Regions from separate parts of the Homo sapiens genome. Here region 1 is linked to region 2. Evidence: read pairs that join two places in POLR2A ChIA-PET (ENCODE). Cell type or tissue: PC-3. All regions are shown on one strand. Links, peaks and the distances in the headings refer to the core of each region. The heading gives the core; the rest is flanking DNA. Region 1 overlaps PITPNM2 (phosphatidylinositol transfer protein membrane associated 2). Region 2 overlaps CLIP1 (CAP-Gly domain containing linker protein 1).

What was found. Peaks named below come from ENCODE experiments on the same cell type or tissue, not always from the same donor. Only the 100,000 strongest peaks of a DNase experiment are listed, where the experiment ranks them.
Region 1: POLR2A ChIA-PET joins it to region 2 with 10 read pairs; 2 of 35 experiments call an interaction of 5 or more read pairs at or near these places.

Annotation. Positions count from the first base shown.
Region 1 is chr12:123,104,362-123,110,860 of GRCh38, reverse strand. PITPNM2 (phosphatidylinositol transfer protein membrane associated 2) reads left to right here. Exons shown (of 26, transcript NM_020845.3): 2 at 373-476. Among named protein-coding and RNA genes, the nearest start is that of PITPNM2-AS1, 26 kb to the right of the region's middle. RefSeq lists enhancers at 2,938-3,678, 3,517-3,726, 5,162-5,904, 5,905-6,499. In PC-3, for the core only: no CTCF peak of the experiment used is centred there; no DNase peak of the experiment used is centred there; H3K27ac peaks cover 383 bases.
Region 2 is chr12:122,398,067-122,404,565 of GRCh38, reverse strand. The region is part of intron 1 of CLIP1 (CAP-Gly domain containing linker protein 1); the gene reads left to right. CLIP1-AS1 (CLIP1 antisense RNA 1) reads right to left here. Exons shown (of 3, transcript NR_045382.1): 3 at 4,622-5,270. Among named protein-coding and RNA genes, the nearest start is that of CLIP1-AS1, 5.8 kb to the right of the region's middle. RefSeq lists enhancers at 2,621-3,306, 3,880-3,929, 3,307-3,992, 3,950-4,009, 4,030-4,079 and 2 more. In PC-3, for the core only: CTCF peaks have their summits at 4,695 and 4,922; DNase peaks (open chromatin) are centred at 3,925, 4,485 and 4,875; H3K4me3 peaks cover 1,080 bases; H3K27ac peaks cover 2,327 bases.

The DNA.
Region 1 (6,499 bases), core at 2,550-5,049, 710 kb before region 2:
CTGAAGTCCTCCAATCCCAGTGGGGTTCATGAGTGAAAAATCAAGGTTTGAGACAGAGCTCCAGGGGCCTTTGAAAATAGGATGGCTTATGGTGTGTGCTGGTGGTCTCAGTTCCCACTCCCTGAGCAGTTTTCCTAAGTAGAAGGGGTGCCGGGCAATGTTGGGGTGTATCTGTCACCAATTCTGAGTTAGACACTTGCTTCCTGAATCGTCCTGGGCTGGGTCCCTTTGTAAAATGGAGACACCTTTAGTCAGATGTCCCCTGTTCAATCCTCTTGGTCCATCGGCATTGTGGGTCTCCCAGTTGGATTGGTGTGGAGTGATCAGAGTCCAGGTGTCTCACCTCCTCTCCCATTGTGCTTCTCCCTGCAGGATGCTGGCACGTGTGTCCTGGTCCTCAACAACCTTCTGTGAGCCTAGGGACCCATTTCTCCTCCTTTGACAGGGACATCAGTGGAGCCTTCTCAGACCCACAGGTAAGGCCGTCCACCTGTGCAGTAGCACCCTACTTCCCAGAGCTGAGGCCCTGCAGGCCACCCTGGCCTTTGGAGTTTGAGGGTACGGAGACTTTATTGCTGTTTCCCTTTTCCCCTAAAAACCGGACTATTGTTGGGCGCAGTGGCTCACACCTGTAATCCCAGCACTTTGGGAGGCTAAGGCAGGAGGATCACTGGAGGCCAGGATTTCAAGACAGCCTCGGCAACATAGTGAGACTGCATATCTCTGAAAAAAAAAATTAACTGGGTGAGGTGCCACATGCCTATAGTCCCAGCTACTGGGGAGGCTGATGTAGGACGATCACTTGAGCCCAGGAGTTCGAGGCTGCAGTAAGCCATGGTCGCACTACTTCACTCCAGCCTGAGTAACACAGTGAGACCCCGTCTCTTAAAAAGACACTATAAACCTGACTTTATCTGATTAATGTGGGGTAGATTGTATTTATTGATTACGCTTTTGCAAATATTGACTTCTTTTCACTAAATACGAAAGACCGATGTTCTGCCTCTGGTAGCTTTCGATTCCAAATAGGATAAAAACTGCTTGGGTCAGCCTTTGAGGCCCCAACGGCTGCTATTCTCCTGTTTATAGAGCACCCCAGAGTGGCTCTTTTCTGTTTGCTCTTGAGGCTTAGCCTGGCCTGCTCTACCCTTAGTACATGGAAGAGGACAGGCAGGAGTTATGCTTCTTCTGTGCCTTGGCTGGGAAGCTCAGGCTCTGGCTACTCGCTGGCTTTGGCAGAGAGCAGAGGCTGGGCTGCTGCCTTGCTCAGCTGCCCGCAAGTCATGGTCAGTGGCCCAGAAACAAGCATGAGTGTGGTTTTTAATGCACCATCCCTCTGGATGTACAGTGAGAAGCCAAGGCTGAGTGGAGGGTGGGCCTGAGCCTCTGTCTTGAGTCTCAGGGAGTGCCAGGTCTAGAGATTGAATGGCCCAGGGAGTAGCAGTCTCTCCCCTCCCACCCCCAGCTGGCAGCAGGAGCCCCTGGCCTCCCAAGCTTCTTTCCATTTCGTATTTCTTTGTCTCAGGCACAATCCCTGGCCTTGGCCCCATTTTCCATGCCAAGGCCTTTGTTGGGTGGAACAGGAGGTAAAGTGATTTTTCCTTCTTTTTTTCCTAAATGTTGATGAACCCTTCTCCTGTTCACTCATTGGCTAGTTTCAGCTTTGGAGGCACGGAGGATGGATGTTCCATCAAGGGAAGCTAGCAAAGCTGAGGTGAGGATGCTGGTGGGGGTAGGTTTAATGTACCCAGCCCCTGCTGCATGGGGCTAAGTCCCACAGTAACCATGAGCAGTGCCTGTTAGGGTCCCTTTTTACACAGGAAGCCGAGGCTCAGAGATGGCAGATATCAGCTCCAGGTTGCACAGCTAGTCAGTGGTGGGATTGGGATTGGACCCCGAGTCTAGACCTGGAAGCACATGGCATGGTTTTTCAAATTTGGCCTGTGACTCACAGGGCCCTTGGTTCAGCCCAGGCTCAACTGTTACTTGCTGTCTGATCTCGGGTAAGTCCCTTCCCTTCTCCGGGTGCCCTCATCCTTGCTGGGAAGATAGGGCACGTTGTGATGGGGCCTCTTAAGTTGCCTCTGTGGCTCCGTAGTTCCAGGCTGGCACCGTGGACTGTTATCTTCTCTAATTGCTCATTCTTTTCAGTTGCTGTGAAAAGGCCTCCAAGTGCTAAGAAGAGAGAGTGCTATGTTGTATTTTTTGTTTTTCTGTTTTGTTTTAATTCACTTTCCAAGGTGTCCCAGCTACTGGGAGTGGATGTAGGGGAGGGCACATAGTAACACTCAGCCCTGACTTGCAGCTTCTCCAGGGGTCACTCGGGTTCTGCGGGGTTGGGGCCTCGTGGTTGTCCTGTTGCCAAAGGTCTTGGCTGCCAAGTCGAGGCAGGGCCCGGTGAGAGCTCTTCTGCCCTGCATGGCCTGAGCACTGACATTGCTCTGAGGGACGCTGCTTCAACACAGCCTTGGTCTCCTGTCTCCTTTCTTACAGGAAGGAGGTTCTATTCCTTCTTAACAACTGCATTCCAGAGTGCAGTGGCTTTGCAGAGACCATGGCCTTGCAGCTCACCTCATCCGAAGGTCTTCACTTAGACCTAAAATGTCTTCAGGAATTGTTCTGCTCCACTCATTTGTCCATAAAGTATTTATTGTTACTTAGTTTGCACCAGGGACCATTCCAGTTGCCAGAGACGCCACTGTGAACAAAACAGACAGGCATCCCTGCCCGCGTCTAGTTTATATGCTGGTACATTCTCTGCGCTTTGCTTATGCAGTTCCAGCATCCTGAAATTCCCTCTTCCCACCTCTACCTGTCAGGTTCCTGTTTCACCTTCCAAGCCCATTTCAAACAGCTCCTTTCCTCTAAATTTCTTTGCAAGGCCTGGGTCCGCATTAGCCTCTCCTTCCTCCCTCTGTGCTGTCACGGCATACTGCTTGGACCTCAGAATTCTTGGCATCATTTTCCCTGAAATATTTCAGTAAGTGTCTGTGTCTGCTGTTGACCTGGGAACCTTGTAATGTGGGAGACTTGCCTTTGGGTGCCATCCTTTCCCCCCAGATCCTGGACTAGAGAGCTGGTACCACCTGCTTTTCCCAAAACCCTCCCCTAGAAAATGGCAGGCCCCATGTGAGGATGATTAGGGTTGCCCCCTCCATGCCTCTGCACCCTGCTTGGGAGTTTGTGGCATAGTGACCACCGGGCCCTGGTAGCGAGAGTCATGGGGTGGAGGGAGGCCACACTCCCTGGGGTTCGCTAAGAACGAGATCTTTCCTTCTCCTCTCTCCTCCACAAGGGACTGAGGAAGGAAAGGGCTCAAGGACCAGGGTTTATTTTTAGAAAAGCTCCTTGCTGTGGAGGAATCCAGAGCCCTTCCTTCCAGAAGGTGGGGGTGGCAGGTGGTGGGTGGGGTAGCTGGGGTTGTGTCTCCTACTGCCTGGCTGTCTTTCACAGTAGGGGTCTGCCTTAAAGAGGAGGGTCCCAGCCAAGGAGAATATTTGCCCTTAGCCCTCACAGTTGAAGATGTTTGCCATTCGGCATTGGTGAGCAGAGCTTCTGGCATTGCCATGAGCTTCAGTGTCCCTTGGGCAAGAGCTCAGCGGGGAGGGTCCTGGGCCCAGGCAGTGGCTTCCTTCCGGACTCCCCGTGGCTCAGGCAGGGAGGGGCACTTCCTGCCATTGTCTCTGTGACAGGCCTCAAAAGGTCACTGTCTCCTGAGGAGAAAGAGAGCTCATGACATGGGCAGGGCCTCAGACCACAGCAGCAATGACACAGACTTTCCAGGGCACGTCCCCACCTCCCCATGCTGTACCCCCATCCCCACCTCCAGCCCCTTGGATGAAGTCCCATCCCAGGTGAAGAAGGGACTTATCTCCATCCGTAGCAGCAGCAGAGCCCTACCTGCAGCGAGGGCCTTGCTTCCTAGTCCCTCCTCTCAGGCAGCCCTAGTCCCACATGGGAATGCAGGCCTGTCCGTCCCTGTGAGGTTTAGGTCTGTGATAAGTCTCGCATGTTAGAAGGCTGCCCAGAGAGCCCAGAGCATGGGGAGGTTATGGAGAGGAAGTAGAGGGCTGAGTGCCCTCATGCCCTGGAGCAAAGATGCTGCCCTGAAGTCCACAGAGAGCTCCTCCTCAGCTCCTTTGCTGTCCCCACAGAGCTTGGTAGAGATCTGGGCACAATCTGATGACCCATGTCATGCCCTGGCCAGTTCTGTCACCTGTGCCCCTCCTGACTGCTCCCATCTACATTTTGTTTATTGATATGGTTCTTTGACACACACCTGACGCTGCTCAGTACGCAGGGCTTTAGCCAGAAATTGCTGGCTCTTCTCAGTCTCCTCTTCTTCCTGTTCCCCGGAGCTCTGGGGACTGACCCCTGCATTTGCCTTGTTTGCTCTGATGCAGCATGTCTTCCTGAGAATGTACTTTCTTTTCTTCCTGTTTTTTTTTTTAAAGGAATTATTTACTTATTTTAGAGATGGAGTCTTGCTCTGCCACCCAGGCTGGAGTGCAGTGGTGTGATCATGGCTCACTGCAGCCTTGAATTCCTGGGCTTAAGCAGTCCTCCCACCTCAGCCTCCTGAGTAGCTGGGACTACAGGTGCACACCACCACACCTGGCCCAGAATGTATTTTACTTTCAACAAGGTGGCAGAAGCCTGCATTCCTCTGGCTTGTGTCGAATTGTGCTTCAGAAGGATGTCTTCTGGCTGCCGTGTTGAGAGCAGGCTATCTGGGGTGAAGAGAAGAAGCAGGGGGCCTGTGGCAAGACGATTGTTTCTGGGCGATGCTTTTGGTCACTTGTTGAGGTTTGCGCAGGCATACCATGCTTGCAGGGGGATGGGCATGGGTCTGTTTCACTTGTGCTCTTCAGGACAGGCAGGGCCAGGAAGGAAGCTGGCCTGGCCTACCTGAGGGCATGTGAGGCCGGGTGCCCTGCTGTCTTGGTCAGTGGTGGTCTGGGGCTGGGGGTTTCTCTACATCTCTGCCTGCAGGTTCTCAGCATGGGAAACTCTTTCTCACCACCTTTCTTTTCCTTCTTCCTCTCGTTTCTGCCTTCCCTTGGCTCTAGTACAGAGCCCCTGTCTTCGGTTCATTTCCAGTACTTCTCCATGGTGGGTATCCAGTGCACTCACATTGATGACCTCATCCCACCTGCAGGGAGGCAGCTGGAGGCATGACGGCTCAGCACTCCAGGTGCCTGGAGGCATTCCCGTATGCGCTGAGCCCTCATGCCTCCCGGTAACCAGGTGTCGTCAGCAGGAGCTTTCTGGATCTGTGTCCCCTGTGTCACTTCCTTTCTTTGTTTCTTCACACACTTCCTGAGATGTGAACCCTGCCTGGGACAATCGCTTTTGTTCCTGGAGACAGTGTACAGAGCTTGGAATTCTCTGAGGGGTTCCTGAGATGGCGCCATTCAAGCCAGGGGGTTGAATAGCTTGACTCTTCATTTCAGCAGCACGATTGACCCCTCAGTGGATCAGCAGCGATTCATTCCACACGTATTTAGTGAGTACCTACTATTCTAGGAGCTGGGCATAAAGACGTGATAAAATGTTAAAAACTTCTGGCCCTCCTGGGGCTTGTATTCTAGTGGGGGTAGACACTCGATAGAAAATAGTCAGTAAAACCTGTAAGCACATCAGATGGTGATCAGAGTTGCAGAAGCAGGGGAAAGGAAGGCCTCCCAAGTTGGGGACATTTAGGCGAAGACCTGAAGGAGGTGAGGAGTGAGCCAGGATGGTAGCTCAGGGAGAAAGGCCCTGAGGCAGGAGCTTGTCCAGGATGTTCAGGAAACTGGAGTGAGTGAATGAGGGGAAGAGAAGCAGGGGAGGAGGTCAGAGAATATTGAGGGCCCCGTTAGATCAGGGCTTTGCAGGCTGTATCAGGACTTTGGCCCTGACTCTGAGTGACCTGAAGCTTCGGAAATGTTTGAGCAGTAGAGGGTCAGGATCCGAATTGTGCTTTAAAAGGATGGTTTCTGGCTATGGTGATGAGAGCAGGCTGGATGGGAGGAAGGGAGGAAGCTGGGTGATTGTGGGGAAACAATTGCAATAGGGAGTTTCATGTGTGTCCGTGTGAAGAGACCACCAAACAGGCTTTGTGTGAGCAATAAAGCTTTTAATCACCTGGGTGCAGGCGGGCTGAATCAGAAAAGAGAGTCAGCGAAGGGAGATAGGGGTGGGGCTGTTTTATAAGATTTGGGTAGGTAAAGGAAAATTACAGTCAAAGGGGGTTTGTTCTCTGGCGGGCAGGAGTGGGGGTCGCAAGGTGCTCAGTGGGGGAGCTTTTTGAGCCAGGATGAGCCAGGAAAAGGACTTTCACAAGGTAATGTCATCACTTAAGGCAAGGACCGGCCATTTTCACTTCTTTTGTGGTGGAATGTCATCAGTTAAGGCAAGGACCGGCCATTTATACTTCTTTTGTGGTGGAATGTCATCAGTTAAGGCGGGGCAGGGCATATTCACTTCTTTTGTGATTCTTCAGTTACTTCAGGCCGTC
Region 2 (6,499 bases), core at 2,525-5,024:
TGCTGTGGCGCAATCTTGGCTCACTGCAACCTCCACCTCCCCGGGTTCAAGCGATTCTCCTGCCTCAGACTCCTGAATAACTGGGATTACAGGAATGTGCCACCACTTCTAGCTAATTTTTATATTTTTAGTAGAGACAGGTTTCACCATGTTGGCCAGCCCGAAGGTCTCGAACTCCTAGCCTCAAGTGATTTACCCACCTTGGCCTCCCAAAGTACTGGGATTACAGGCGTCAGCCACTGCACCCGGCCTATTCTGTTACCTTTTAAATCAGCCTACTAGTTGATACTGAAACCAGTGTCTCCAGGCCCCTGCTTTATATTCTGTCCAGTGAATCTCGCTTGTTAGTGCACTGATTTGATACATTGGCCCTTCTGTGGCCTGCGCCCCAAACTGTGTTTGGTGGCGTCACACACATTTTCCCTGTGTTCAGGGCCAAGCTTTGGGAAGCCAGAGTCAACGATGCTCTTAGGTGTCTGTCACTTGTCCTCAGCTCGCGTAGACCGCTCACTCATGCGCTTACCGGGTATTCTACCTTGGAGTGCATGCTCCCTGCCTTCATGCCCTGTGGTTTGATTTTGAGTCACGGAACTGTTGTTAGGGCACACATTCTGAGCAGTCACACAGTGTCATCATGTCATCGGACCACTCTGTGTAAATGTGCACAAGGAGTGTTCTGTATCTTATTCGGAAGACTAACAAGTTTCCCAGGTGTTAGAATATGGGCCAATGAAACAGCTATATGCGGCTGGGCACGGTGGCTCATGTGGTAATCCCAACACTTTGGGAGGCCAAGGTGGGTGGTTCACCTGAGGTCAGGAGTTCAAGACCAGCTTGGCCAACATGGTGAAACCCTGTCTCTACTAAAAATAAAAAAAAATTAGCTGGGTGTGGTGACGGGTGCCTGTAATACCAGCTACTCAGGAGGCTGAGGCAGGAGAATCGCTTGAACCCAGGAGGCAGAGGTTGCAGTGAGTCGAGATCATGCCACTGCACTCCAGCCTGGGTACCAGAGTAAGACTCTGTGCCAAAAAAACAAACAGACCAAAAAAAAAAAAAAAAAAAACAAAACAAGAAATGATGTCTCCTACTGTATTGGCCTTAAATCTCCAGCCACAGGTTCCTTTCATGTGCTTTGAGACATACTTATTAAATTTTTCATCGGTAGCTCAGTCTCTGTACTGTATTTTGCTTTGAGTTTCATGTGGGTGTGTTTTCAAACTCTTTGTGCTGAGCTCTCGGTTTTACTGGGCAGTGCCTTGTGCTGCCAGCAGAGCTTCCTTATACATTATGTATCACCTGTCAAATAGATATTTTAAAGTTCCTCTTACTGTAAGTGCTATTTTTTCCTTTTCTATGCTAAGAACAATTAAATTATTCCTGGCTCGAGATTCAGGAGTTTTACATTTCTCTGCCCTTTTCCTCACATACATGTTGTAATGGAGCACAGAAGATGGATGTTGCATATCCAGGGGGGCCTGGGGTATTATCTGCTTGTTAGTTTTACTATCGATGCCAAGAGGAGAGCTGCTTGTTTTCTGCTTCCAGTATGTATTCTAGCCTGGTGGTGTCCTATGTAGTAGCCACGAGCCACATAATCACGTATTGAGCACGTGAAATGTGGTGAGTCCAAATTGAGGTGTGCTGTAAGTATAAAATACACTCTGGATTTCAAAGATCTATTATGAAAAAAGAATGTAAAATGTTAATAATTTTACGTTAATCACATTTGTTGTTGTTAGAGACGAGGTGATATTTGTTTTTTGAGACAGAGTCTTGGTCTGTCACCCAGGCTGGAATGTAGTGCTGCCACCCAGGCTGGAGTACAGTGGCGCTATCTCAGCTCACTGCAACCTCCGCCTCCTGGGTTCAAGCAATTCTCCTGCCTCAGCCTCCGGAGTAGGTGGGATTATAGGTGCCCACCACCACATCCGACTAATTTTTATATTTTTAGTAGAGATGGGGTTTCACCATGTTGGCCAGGCTGCTGTCAAACTCTTGACCTCAAGTGATCCATGTGCTTCGGTCTCCCAAAGTGCTGGGATTACAGGCATGAACCAGCACGCCCAGGCAGGAGATGAGGTCTTGCTCTGTTGCCCAGGCTGGAGTGCAGTGCCATGACCAGAGCTCTCTGCAGCTTCTAACTAAACTCTTGGGCTCAAGCAGTCGTCCCATCTCTGCCTCTGGAGTAGCTGGGATGCAGGTGTGTGCCACTACACCCAGCTAATTTTTAAAAATTTTGTAGAGATGGAGTCTCACTATGTTGCTCAGGCTTGTCTTGAAATCCTGAACTCAAGTGATCCTTCCACTTGGGCAGGCATGAGCCACCGTGCCCAGCCCTTGATTACATTTTGAAATAATATTTTAAATCTACTGGGCTAAATAAACTATATCATGAAAATTAATTTCACATGATTCTTTTTCATTTTTAAAAATATGGATACTAGAAAATTCAGAATTATACATTTGTACTGCATTGTATTTCTACTGGACAGTGCTGGTCTAGAAAGTATAATACTGTCAACAAATGTAATTATCTAATTTGAGACTCACACTTTTTTTTTTTTTGAGCGGGAGTTTTGCTCTTGTTGCCCAGGCTGGAGTGCAATGGCAAAATCTCGGCTCACTGCAACCCCCACCTCCCAGGTTCAAGTGATTCTCCTGCCTCAGCCTCCCGAGTAGCTGGGATTACAGGCATGTGCTACCACACCTGGATAATTTTGTATTGTTAGTGGAGACTGGCTTCACCATGTCTGTCAGGCTGGTCTTGAACTCCTGACCTCAGGTCATCCTCCCGCCTTGGCCTCCCAAAGTGCTGGGATTACAGGCATGAGCCAGCATGCCCAGCCGAGATCATACCTGTTAAATAGCACTCATTGTAGGTAGTAATTGAACAGTTTGCCCATAGCTTCATTGACCTACTTTCTTGGAGTACAATGGCGCCATCTCTGCTCACCGCAACCTCTGCCTCCCAGGTTTAAGCAGTTCTCCTGCCTCAGCCTCCTGAGTAGCTGGGATTACAGGCATGTGCCACCACGCCGCCTGGCTGATTTTGTATTTTTAGTAGAGATGGGGCTTCGCCGTTTTGGTCAGGCTGGTCTTGAATTCCTGACCTCAAGTGATCTGCCCGCCTTGGCCTCCCAAAGTGCTAGGATTACCGTGCCCGGCCCATTGACCTACTTTTTATTAATTTGTTCATTAATAATTAGAGATGAGGTCTCACCAAGTTTCCCAGGCTGGTATTGAACTCCTGGGCTCAAAGCATCCTGCCACCTCAGCCTCCCAAAGTGTTGGGATTACAGGTGTGAACCACCATACCCACCCTTCATTGGCCCACTTTTTAGAAAAGGATCCAGGCCAGTCGTGGTGGCTCATGTCTGTAATCCCAGCACTTTGGGAGGCCAAGACGGGCGGATCACCTGAGGTCGGGAGTTCGAGACCAGCCTGACCAACATGGCAAAACCTTGTCTCTACTAAAAATACAAAATTAGCCAGGCATGGTGGCACGTGCCTGTAATCCCAGCTACTTGGGAGGCTAAGGCATGAGAATTGCTTAAACCCGAGAGGCGGAGGTTGCAGTGAGCCGAGATCGCGCCACTGCACTCCAGCCTGGGCGACAAGAGTGAAACACTGTCTCAAAAAAAAAAAAAAAAGGATCCGGAGTTGGGAAACCCTGTAATGCTTCTGTGTTTATCAAGTGTTTAGAGTGTAAGATACAGTTACTTGATGCTTTAGTTTGAAAATCGCATCATTTTGCATAATTTTATGGATTCTTGTTTTGCTGTTGACTCACTTGAGAACTTTTTTGAACTCTTACTGTGTATCAAACTTTTTTAGATTCGTTGGATGCGAAGACAAATCAAATCTCATGGAGCTTAGTCATAGCATGATATGCAAACAAGACAGGAATGCGTGTGAGTCATCATTCCGTAATCGAAGCTGCCCAGTAGCTGGAGTAGTCCAGAGAAGGAAGAGAGGGCAAGAAGAGTAGTCAGAAGAGACTGCTGATGTGTCTCCTGTGTTCTTGGAGAGCCATTTCCCATGTGCCCCCAAAGCCCTTCTGTGTGGCAGTATGCTGCGCGTGGCAGTAGCGTATGGGGCCTGGCTCTAGAAACAGCCAGTACGTGGGAAATGAAGCCCGTCCAAGGACCTTAAGCTCAGTTCAGCCAGGAGATGTGATGTTTTTAAATTGGGGCTAAGCAGGCCCATAATTTTTTTTTTTTTGGTTACTTTTCCGTGACATTGGATAGTTGACTTTTTTGTTTTACTCAAGAATTGAAGAAAATTTGCAAATGCCCTTCAATCTTATTTATCTTTTTCAGTCTCTTCTGTATATACAGAAATATGAATGTGAATGAAGTGGAAGGAAGAAAATCAAATAGCTTGCCCTTTCTTAAGGGGAAACAAGTCAATTTGGAAAGGTCCCAGCGTTGTGTAAGTGTTTTCAGTGGCTCAAGCCGAGGAGCTCAGGTTACACTGCATCTCCTGTGTTGGGGGTGGGGACAGCAAGTGACACAGCATACTTACGTAACCGTGACTTCAGGGGACAGGATTAAGCTGTGAATGAACCTCCCAAACCCAGGAATATGATATGAGAACATAGCCTTTGAATTTCTCTCTCAAGTTTGACTTGAAAAATCAGCCTCAGAAACATCTTTATCTTAAGATAGATTTCCGTTGCTCTCAGAACGTCTCTCCCCTGACCTTCTGTTATTAAGTTCATGGACATACAGCATTTTAGAATTAGGTGGGGGCTCCGAAGTCTGCGAGTGCAGCTGTGCACAGGTAAGTCACTTCACCCGCCTGGTGCTGAATTTCCTTTGGGTCTTGAAGCAGGGCCGCGTTGAAACCTGGGTTTCTGGACGTTGTAGCTACCACGCAGCCTGTTTCTGGAAGCTTGGTGTTAAACTCCCTCTCCTGGCAGGTTAAATTCATTGCAAATTCTTCAACTCTCCTTTGCCTCCCAACAGAATTTTTAGATTTAGTAAATAAAGTGGCATTTTCATTTTGTGGATGGGGCAAAATGGACTGGAAAGGGTCTGATGTGTAGAGATGTGATTTTCTTGGGGCAACGTGATGCCGCTCTATGTGTGCCAGGAGGTGCTGAGCCTGTTTGAAGCTCTTATCAGATCTGGGTTCTTTCTTCACTGATGGCAGAGGTCTGTACTTTTCACTTTGGCAAAGTTAGAGCCACAGTCTTTCCTTTCACTTCTGAATCCTTGACCTTTTGCTTACAGGATTTGGATTTGATACCCAAAACAGGACTAGAACTGTGAAGGTATGGAGTTAGAAACAGATCTTATTTAATTAGTGTCCTCAGGTTGAAGTTGGGAATACTGAGCCGGGGAAGGGGTTATGTGAGTTGTTCAGGGTCATCCAACTGGGGTGGAATTTAGGTGTCTCACTTCCTAGTCCAGCTCTCTGTTCATACTTTTTTATTTATTTGAACCATGACATTTAAAAAATAGGAGTAAACATAACCTTAAGAAATCAGATGAGAATATGAAGAATATTACTGCTTTTTGTATGAACATAATTTTCACCATTCTTGTTTTTGGGAACTGCTTGTTTTGTGGAACCTCTTGTTTCTGTAAATTGCTTAAGGTTTTTTTTTTTTTTTTTTGGATATCTGGTCAGGAGGAAGGGGGATTAGATTTTATTAAAATATATATTTTCTATAATAAGTGTCTTTTTTTCTTAAACTTTTTAAAAAAAGATTTTAGAGATAAAGTCTTGCTAATATTGCCTAGGCTGGACTCAATCTCCTGGGCTCAAGCGATCCTCCCACCTCAGTCTCCGAAGTAGCTGGGATTCCAGGCAGGCGCCACCATGCCCGGCTAATTAAAAAAAATTTTTTTTTTTTAGAGATGGGGTTTCACTATGTTGCCCAGGCAGCTCTCAGACTCCTGGACTTAAGTGATCCACCTGCCTTGGCCTCCCAAAATGCTGGGATTATAGGTGTGAGCCACCATGCCTGGGCAAACTTGTGTGTTTTAAAAACATATTTTGTTCTTACGAGTAAAATGTCTCTGCTTTTATAAAAATATAGTACTTTAATTATTCACATTATAATGCTTTTTGTGATATAAAGCATTTCAATCTTAGAGGCTCGTCCTTAAAATTAATTTTTTTTTTTTTTTTAAGGTGGAGTCTCATTCTGTCGCCCAGGCTGGAGTGCAGTGGCGTGATCTCGGCTCACTGCAACCTCCACCTCCAGGGTTCAAGCTATTCTCCTCAGCCTCCCAAGTAGCTGGTATTACAGGCGCCTGCCACCACGACCAGCTAATTTTTTTTTTTTTTTTTTGTATTTTCAGTAGAGACAGGGTTTCACCATGTTGGCCAGGCTGGTCTCAAATTCCTGACCTCTGGTGATCCGGCTGCCTTGGCCTTCCGAAGTGCTGCGATTACAGGCATGAGCCACCAAGCCCAGTCCCTTAAAATTAATTTATTTGAGGAATTTACTTGGCCAAGATGATTCAAAGCTCTAAGCAAAGTTTTT